Linked DNA regions of Homo sapiens: all the other regions are linked to region 2. The links are chromatin contacts, found by Hi-C or POLR2A ChIA-PET in ENCODE. All regions are on one chromosome and are shown on one strand. The core of a region is the stretch at or near the end of the contact, and the rest is flanking DNA. Distances in the headings are between cores, read along the strand shown. Region 1 overlaps FLNC (filamin C). Region 2 overlaps TSPAN33 (tetraspanin 33). Region 3 holds the start of STRIP2 (striatin interacting protein 2).

The links. Hi-C counts contacts between places; a loop is a spot of excess contacts on that map. ChIA-PET counts read pairs that join two places held with the same protein, here RNA polymerase II (POLR2A). Pooled maps may share reads with other maps.
Region 1: a pooled map shows a loop between it and region 2 (3-fold over the local background). The contact joins two enhancer-like sites. A Hi-C loop is called at or near these places in 2 of 50 pooled maps. POLR2A ChIA-PET finds 5 or more read pairs at or near these places in 3 of 52 experiments (CD4-positive, alpha-beta T cell, H1 and PC-9).
Region 3: a map of transverse colon shows a loop between it and region 2 (3-fold over the local background). The contact joins the promoter of STRIP2 here to the enhancer-like site in region 2. A Hi-C loop is called at or near these places in 1 of 168 maps with a recorded cell type or tissue (transverse colon) and 5 of 50 pooled maps. POLR2A ChIA-PET finds 5 or more read pairs at or near these places in 2 of 52 experiments (H1 and WTC11).

Annotation. Positions count from the first base shown.
Region 1 is chr7:128,840,867-128,843,710 of GRCh38, reverse strand. It overlaps FLNC (filamin C), which reads right to left. Exons shown (of 48, transcript NM_001458.5): 11 at 2,741-2,844; 12 at 2,348-2,541; 13 at 2,144-2,257; 14 at 1,337-1,480; 15 at 1,013-1,136; 16 at 757-917; 17 at 392-482; 18 at 134-303. Among named protein-coding and RNA genes, the nearest start is that of FLNC, 12 kb to the right of the region's middle. RefSeq lists an enhancer at 768-1,272 and a silencer at 1,449-1,498. Within about 2 kb of position 1,295, at least 3 of the 41 ENCODE cell types and tissues checked have a DNase peak (open chromatin) inside an H3K27ac peak, as active enhancers do.
Region 2 is chr7:129,168,025-129,170,949 of GRCh38, reverse strand. TSPAN33 (tetraspanin 33) reads right to left here. Exons shown (of 8, transcript NM_178562.5): 8 at 1,251-2,925. Among named protein-coding and RNA genes, the nearest start is that of SMO, 19 kb to the left of the region's middle. RefSeq lists enhancers at 185-1,054, 1,124-1,173 and a silencer at 1,544-1,763. Within about 2 kb of position 1,634, at least 13 of the 41 ENCODE cell types and tissues checked have a DNase peak (open chromatin) inside an H3K27ac peak, as active enhancers do.
Region 3 is chr7:129,432,891-129,435,860 of GRCh38, reverse strand. STRIP2 (striatin interacting protein 2) reads right to left here and starts at 1,429. Exons shown (of 21, transcript NM_020704.3): 1 at 1,260-1,429. The coding sequence starts at 1,388. RefSeq lists a silencer at 1,070-1,549.

The sequences.
Region 1 (2,844 bases), core at 46-2,545, 330 kb after region 2:
ATCCACCATGAGAGTGAGGGCAGGAGGCAGGAAAGGCGTGGAGGATCCAGAACTGGTCCCATGGGACTGGAGGAGGGAGACCCAGGGCTCTGGCGGGCCGGCCGGGCGGTAGCATGGGAGGGGCAGAGCGCACCTGCTGGACAGCGGTGTACTTGACAGTGTAGGAGTAGTCATGGTTGTCTATGATCTCAAAGTCCCGCACAACCTCGCCCTTGGCTGTCCCTGCAAACTGCACATCCAGCTTGGCCTTGCCGGCTCCCTTGGTCAGCACCGTGAAGTGGGTGGGCTTCCCGACTTCCACACCTGAGGACCCACCCAGAGATGTGGTGAGGGCCTGGCAGCCACCTAACCCCAACCTCGAGCCAGTCCCAGCCCCTGCCCAGACACTCACCTGTGCGATTCAGCCCAGGGCCCTCGGCCTTGACTTTGCTGGCATCGTGGGATGGGTCCACCTTGATGTGGAAGGGGCTGGCGGGGATCTCCTGGATGTGGAGGAGGCTCAGTCAGGGCTCTCGAGGGGAACACACCCCTGCTCTCAGCTAGATGCTGGCTCAGGACACACCCAGGGGACCCAGCATGGACAGGGGCAGCCTCCAAAAGGGCCCCCTTTGCTTCCTCTGAGGCACCCTGCCTCACACAGGTAGGGCTCCACCATGTCTGCGGAATCATCCCTCCCTGTTCCCAGTGACAGCATCTCCAGCTGCCTTCTGGAGCTGGCAGGTGCATGTCGCTGTGAGTACCCAGGAGCTTAGGTACCTGGTTGGCAAACAGCACCATGATGGTGTAGCGGCCCGCCCCTGGTGGCGTGTACTTGACGGTGAAGGTGTCGTTGTCATTCTTGATGATGTCGAAGTCAATGTCAGCCTCTGCAGGGCCCACCACGCCTGGGGCGCACTTGATGCCGATGCTCACGTCGCCTGCAGAGAAGCGGGCACTGCTGTGAGTTGGGCTCAGCCCCCGACTCGACTCACCCCCGCCCCCTCCCAGACCCACCCCTTCCGGCTGGGCGCACCTTGCCCCGCCTCGCTGCAGTCCACCGTGAAGTAGGTGGGCTCATTGGCCTTGAGGCCTGTCTTCTCCACTCCGGGGCCGTACACCTTTACCCGCTCGGGGTGGCTGCCCTCGCCCACGTTCACCTGCGGGAGGGGTCGCAGCTCAGCGTGGTGCCCTCCCTCAAGGCTCATCCTCCTGCCCAGCGCACCCGGCCCAGCCTCAGTGGCACCAGCCCAAGCCTCAGTCCCAGCCTGAGCCCAGGGACAACAGGGACTCCAGCGAGGGTTCCGCCCTCCCTCAGGGACCCCTGGTGGTGGGCACGGGGCAGGCCGGGAGGACGCACCCGGAAGGGGCTCTTGGGCACGTTTACGCCTCCCCAGGAGATGATGATGGTGTGCTTAATGGGCTTGGTGGGCACGTAGGAGCAGCGGAAGGTGCCGTCGCCGTTGGGGATCACCTTGATGTCGATGGGACAGCCGTCGGCGTCCTGTGGGCATCACCCAAGCAAAGTTCATAGCTGTGGCCTCTGCAGAGCGCCCTCTGCTGGCCGCAGGTGAACCCAGCGCCTCCTTTCCCACCCCCAACACTGGCACTCCCGCCCCCACACCAGCCACTGAGGCCACCAGAGCCCAGGGCCACGTGCTCTGGCGGCCAGAGCCCACCCTGGGAGCCTGACTCAAGGCCATCTGTATGGCTTGCTCTCCCAGCCTAGGTTTCCTCAACTCTGAAATGTGTTGGACAGGAAGAGTGTGGGCTAAATTTATGTTCCTAAAACTGAATCATGAGCCTTTCAAAGAAGAATCACCCTCTTAGATCCTCAAGAATATGTTCATTAACCTCTAGGGGTCAATGGACACCAGTCTGAGAAACTGACTTGGGAAACCAGTGTCTTATTCAATGAAACAATCTTTCAATTACAAATTAGCACAAAAATGACTCTTTGGTAAAATACGTTTTTAGGTTATCATCGTTAAGAAAACACAAAATTTAAAATTTTCCATGGTACTGATGGGCCCATGAGTATCAGTCCTGCCTGATCTTCTGTGATGCTGTCATTTCCTGCTGGGAGGCCTCTGCCTCTGGCCTGGCCCTGCCTTCCAGGGTCCCTGCCATGGGTAGTAAGGGCAGCAGAGACTGGACAATGACCTACCTGGGCATAGAGCTTCAGGTCTCCCTTGCCAGCTGCACGAGCATCAATGGTGAACTCAGCGGGCTTGTCCACGATGCAGCCGGTAGGCTCCAGGCCAGGCCCAAAGGCCTTCACCTGTGCGGAGGGAAGAAGGCTGAGTTGGGGAGGGGAGGAGAACCAGCTTGCCCCACCCCCGGGGCAGGTGTGTGTGAGCTGGGACCACACCTTATCTGGGAAGCAGTCAGGTGGGGCGGGCAGGATGTGGGCAATGAAGGGTGAGTCTCGGATGTCCTCATCGTCACAGATGACGTGCACAGCGTACTCCCCAGGCTCCGTGGGCCAGTACCGCACATCGCAGGAGCCATCCCCCTTGTCGTCACATTCGATCTTGGCTTGTGAGGGCCCCTCGATGGAGAAGCCTGGGGCAAGGTGGGGGAGGGTCGGGGATCCAGCATCAGGCAAGACCCTTCCGTCCCCCAGCTCCCCTCTAGCTGCCCTCATGTCCTATCTCCCTGCTCACCCCAGCGCTCCCCAGCATGCGCACTGCACCCATTACCCACAGTGTCCCCTGCTGCCCTCCCCCGCAGCACTCCCTCCTCCTGCCCCCCAGCCACTTACCCAGTGTCCCCACCTCGGTGCCAATGGCTTCCACCACAAAATCGGCTGACTTGCCCACCTGGCCAGTCTCCAAACCAGGACCCCAGGCCCGGACCTTTTGCACT
Region 2 (2,925 bases), core at 385-2,884:
TCAGGCCTTTCTCTCCACCTCTGTGTACCAAGCCTGATTTCTGCTGTCCCCAAGAATCTCCTTTCATTCAACCACCTTTGCGGCCTACATTTGATTAGCTATTCTAAAGTAGTGGTGTCAGAAGCATTTGAACCAGAGCAACTCCATCTTCAATAGGCGCTGGGTAAAATAAGGCTGAGACCTACTGGGCTGCATTCCCAGCAGATTAAGGCATTCTAAGTCACAGGATGAGATAGGAGGTCGGCACAAGATACAGGTCAGAAATACCTTGCTGATAAAACAGATTGCGGTAAAGAAGCCGGCCAAAACCCACCACAACCAAAATGTTGACGAGAGTGACCTCTGGTCGTCCTCACTGCTACGCTCCCATCAGCACCACGACAGTTTACAAATGCCATGGCAACGTCAGGAAGTTACCTTACATGGTCTAAAAAGGTGAGGCATGAATAATCCACCCCTTGTTTAGCATATCATCAAGAAATAACCCTAACAATGGGCAACCAGCAGCCCTTGGGGCTGCTCTGTCTATGGAGTAGCCATTCTTTATTCCTTTACTTTTCTAATAAACTTGCTTTCACTTTATGGACTTGCCCTGAATTCTTTCTTGTGTCAGATCCAAGAACCCTCTCTTGGGAAGGACTCCCGGTAACAGTGTGTGTCTGGTAACAGTGTGTGTTTGGGAGGAGGGTTACTAGAAATAGGTAGAAATTCAAGGAGCAAACATGAAATATAAAACTTCGCGTATTTTCTTCCCCAGCATCAGGCCGAAGAGAAAGAAAGCTACAGACTGAGAATCAGAGACATTGGCAATTTGCAATCTAGCTAGGAACCCTGAACTGCACTATACTGAACATTTGCTCTGTGCGTTATAAAGTCTGGGGCATGGGCAGAAGTTCCCAGCCTTTTAGTCCAGACCCAGGAGGCTAGATACTGAGAGACAGTAGAGGCGATGGTGAAAGTGTAGTTCTTAGTTTTGAAAATCCAGATTTGAATAATCATTCTGAGGATCACGGTTCCTGGTCTTACTTCCTCCAAGGGGCCCCAAACGGAGCCCGCTGCAGGGTGAGCTCCTCAAAGCCGCTGAACCCAGAGGGCGCATCACTCCAACCTCTAACCCAAGACATCGACTTCTGGGTCCGTGTCACTTAAATAAGTTTATAAAGTGCACGTCTCTGGCACTAACCAAGAAAGGCAAGTTAGCAAGAAAGCGCGCTTTTTAACTGTCCTCTCCCAGAATAAAAGGCCCTTACTTTTTATTCTAGATTCTGGATAATTTTATTTTTTCTTTCCGTCTGTTACTAGTTGGGAGCTAAACACTGGCCAGGGTCCCAGCGGCTGCTGGAAAGGCGCCTTCCTAGGAGCAGAAGGCTCGCTTAGGAGACACTGGGGGCAGGGAGCGAACTCGCGGCTCTTTGTCCCCGCAGCAGTTCGGTCGAGGCTATTTCCCGCCAGGCCGAGCCCCTGGTCTGAGCGCCCGATAGCGGGGTGCGGCGAGGAGACTCCGGGAACACTCGCTGGGCAAGCAGCTAGCACAGCCCCCCATCTCCTCCGGGTTGGGGGACGCAGGCGCGGGCCTAGGCCGCCGCGGGGGCGGGGACCACCCACGAAGTCCAGCGCCCCGCCCCGGACGCGCCCGCCCCGCCTGCCTCGCGCGCTCCTCCCGGCGCCAGGAGGCCCAGCGCACCGCGCCGAGCTTCCTCGGAGTCCTCCCTACAGCCGACTCAGGGAGAAGGTCCTGGAGGGCCCGGGTAGGGGAAGAGAGGGCCTTCTTCCTCCTCATTCCCCGTCCCGGCCCCAGCGGAGTGCTCATGTCCCTCCTCCCCATCCCCCTCCTGTTTTGGGTGACAAATTAATTTTAATTAGAAAAACACAGATCAGGTTTTGGAACAAAATTATGCTGTTCCTAGATTGGAACTGGGACTCTTTCGACCTAATTTAGAGCAGAGGGCGAGGCTGTGGGAGGGTGGCAATGCATCGGTTGAAGGAGACGCGCGTGTGGCGGGCAGCAAGGGGGAGGTGTGTGGCGTTTAGGAGAGTCTCCAGTGCCGTCCTCTGCAGGGCCCTTCTACACCTCCCCTTCCAGTTGCCAGAATGGAAAATTCATGGAGTCCCGCGTAGCCCAGGTCAACACGCTTTTATTGCCACTTCTGGCTCCCCTCGTCCCAGCAAGATTCCTACCTCTTACCCTGTAGGAATACTGAGCTCCGATGCAGGGGAATGGGGTGGGGGTGTTACCACTTCTCCTCTGCACACTGCCAAGTTAAAGAAAACCCTGCTTGCTGGAGAGGGAGGGCCAGACAGGGAGGAATTCAAGGGCATGTATGGCTCAGTCCCACTTCTGACTGCAGAGTATAGGGACCAGGGTTCCAAACTTTTTTTCGAAGTAAGGGAGGTGGGGAAGAATTTGGCTGCTGTTGTACCCCGTGTCCTAGCTGCCATGTTTCCATGGAAATGAAGGCGGGGCAGGATGTAGCTCACTCTGACTACCTGGGAGGATGGCAGGACAGGCATTTGGTAAACATATCTCCCTCCACTCCTACCTAGCACATACGGCTGTCCCCAGCCGACCCCCAGGCTCTCTCCTCACTGCCTGCTCCACTCCCTTCCCTTCTGGAGCTGGTATCATGCCAAGTGGAGTCCAGGCAGGGCTGCCAGTGCTACTCTCCACAGCCAGGTCTCACTGGCACGTTAGGATCTAAGTATGTCCGCCAAGCTCAGGAGCATCCCTGCTAGAGCTGGTGGTGGCAGTGCCTCGGTGAAAAGGCAGCAGCAGTACCCCCAACTCTCTGTGCAACTGCTGTTTCCCAAACAAAACTGAAAACATAAACCCAAACACTTAAGGGTATCACTCTGGCACAATGCTGAGGGCTGGGATGGGGGAGAGGAGGCGCATCCTCCTGAGACTGGAGCCACCTGTGCACCCTG
Region 3 (2,970 bases), core at 180-2,679, 270 kb before region 2:
TTCAAATGGTAAGGCAAGGTCTGGGATGCCAAAAACCTGGTTTCTAGTACCAGCTCTGCCACTTGATGATGATGATGATGATGATGATAGCAATATACTAAGAGTTACTATGTACTGACTAATTACATGCATTGTGCCTGCACTGTGCCAAACATTTTATAGTCAATTATCTCATTTTGACTTTATCACAACCTTCTGAGGTAGGCAGTGTTAATCTCATCTTACAGATGAAGAAACTGGAGCTCAGAGAGGTTCCGTAATGTGCCGAAAATCACACAGGTAGTAAATGATAGGGCTAGGAGTCAAAACCTGGTCTGACTACTCCAAAGTCTGGTGTTCTTGACCACCAACTATGCCAGATGTCTGATCTTGGGCAAGTCACTCCTCTTTTTTTTAGGTCTGTAAAATGAAAGGGTTATACCAGATGATATCTGCAGACCCTGCCACATCTGATATTTTGTCGTCTATTCTGATCCCCGCTCAGATCCAACTGATGGGAACTGCCTCAATGAGGGGATAGGGAAGTGATAATAATTCAACGCTTTCATCTTCATAGATAGGGTTTCTTTTTTCAGGAGAGGAGGAAGAGATCGAAATATTCACACTCCTATCTGTATCCTGCGACTGCTCCCTCCAGATAGCCACTCCAGGACTGCCCCTGCCTGAATCCCGTCTCGCTCAGCCCTCACAGGCAGGGGCCTGATGTCCGCGGAAGGCGCTCCCGAAACGGCCTAAGACTTACGGGGGGAAGGGGACGGGCAGGGAACGGGCAGAAGTCCCTCGGCTGGCCCAGGGGCCCGCCGCAGGCAGCCTGGGAGGGGGACTGCGGTTGCCCCACTCGCCAATCCTGCTTTCCTGCGGCTGAGCTCCAGCCTCCCACCCCTCAAGCCAGTCACTTAACCTCTCCGCTCCTGTTCCCCCGTCTATAAACTGGGATCGGAATTTCTGCTTCAGGGGGCTGCAGCGATTAAGTGAGATAAATATTTGGAAAGTATCTGGTCCGCTCAATACCGCGCTCATCTTCGCGCAGCGGGGGAAAGCCAGAGGGCTAGAAAGCCCCCAACCCGCGGCAGGAGACGGGCGGACACTGGTCCGGGCCAAAGAGCCCAGAGTTCAGCCGCTAGGACCCCGCAGGCGCCCACTGCGCGGGGCTGATCGAGCGCGCCGAGGGCTCCGGGGCCGAGGCCGAATCACCTCAGCCGCCGCTTCCCGCCGGCGGGCGTCTCCGGGCCCCAGCCGAAGCTTTCCGGGCTCCTCACCTCTGACTCCCGCCGCTGGCTTCGGAACGCTTCGCGGCCCTTGGGCGCCGCCTGCTTCCCTTTGCCGCCGCCGTTGCCATTGCCATTTGCGGGCGGGCCCCCGGTCCCAGGCGCGGCGGGGTCCTCCATGCTGCTGGTCAGCGGCTCCCCTCAGGGTTCAGCTCGCTTTGCCGGAGGCGACCCTACCGCCGCGCGCCGGGAGCCAGGCCCCGCCCCCTCCACCTCTATTGGTTACGGCAGCTCGCCGCAACCCCGCCCCGCGAGGCGATTGGCTGCTCGACCGGCCGGAGCGGGACTCGAGGAGGTGGGGGCTCAATGAAGAGATTTTTGAGGGGATCTTTTTAGTCCTGCGGCATTGCTGGCGGACGGAGACTCCTAGGTTAGCTACAGGCTCCACACCTCGCGAAAGCTGGGCCTTGAGATCAGGCGGGTTATCTCTGTGCTCCTCACTCGGTGTCTCTCAGCTCTCACCCCCGTCCCTGTAGCGACCTTTTCCGGAGCTCTAGTCTCCGCCTACTGCTCCACAGCAGTCTCCGTTTCCCTGTTACCACCGACCCGGCCCCCCATATCCCGGCTCCTGCACACGTCCCATATCCCGCTTAGTCTCAGGGGAGGGATGGCACCGCCAGGTGGCCAGGGACATCGCCCGAAACGAGGGACTCGCTGTCTCTGGAAGCTGAGAATTCTCAGCGTTTTTCTGAAGAGAACGCATCTCGCCCGGAGCTAGGGCTTGGCTGGGAGACTGGAGGTCTAAGGGTGGGATGGGGGAGTTTTTCCATCACTGAAATTGGTGGTGCCCTCGAGGGCTGCTCCTGTCATCTGCCCTTCTCTGCTGTAGGGGGCCTCTTCCTCATGGTGTGTAAATGTTGAGGGTAGAGCAAGCCCCCACCCTCACCTGCTCGCCAGTCCTTTCTTTCCTTCCTCTCTCTTAGATGCTTCCTAAGGGCTCATTGTTACTGGGGGCAAAAGAGGCTGTTTGATCTGCCCTCTCCTGAATTTAAAAAGTAGCTTGTAGTAAATATTTAGACAGTCTGGCTTGGTAATAGAAGCCCCAAAGACGTAGGCTCAGGGGAACAGGTGGGACCAAATCGCTGTCCCCAGCCTGGTTGCTTTAGGAAGGGTCTGGGGGATTGTTGAACTGAGCTTGGTGCCAGGCACTGCAGTAAGCGCTTTCCAAATATCACATCATACCTCTCCCCGACAGGGTGTTTTTACGAATCCAATGTTACTGATGAAGAAACCGGCACTTGCAGATTCCTCCCTGCGGTTTCCAAGGTATCATATTCTATCTTGTCTCAGGGTCTTGCCTATGCTGTTCTCTGGAGGAGACTGTCTTCTGTTCTCCTGGTTGATTCCTTTTCTCTCATAAAGATTCTAGTTAGTTGTCACCTCCTCCTCCTCCACAAAGCTTTCCTTTTAGCCCTCAACTCATTCAGGTTGTGTTGGTGTCAAACCAGTTCTGCCTAGATCCAAAATCCTAACATTTTCCACGATATACCCAAAGCAAAGGGCCTAGAGGAATTACTCCACCTTCCCATACCTTAGGGACAACCCTGTCCCTTTCTTAACATCTCTCTCTCTCTCTCACTTTTCCCTTTGCCAGTTCATAGGCGACAGAACAAGGCAAGTTTGAGAGCACTCTTTGGAGCTTTTTGGGTTTTCTCACCCTGGTCCAATATCTCCTTACTGTACCTTCACATCTTCCTTTTCC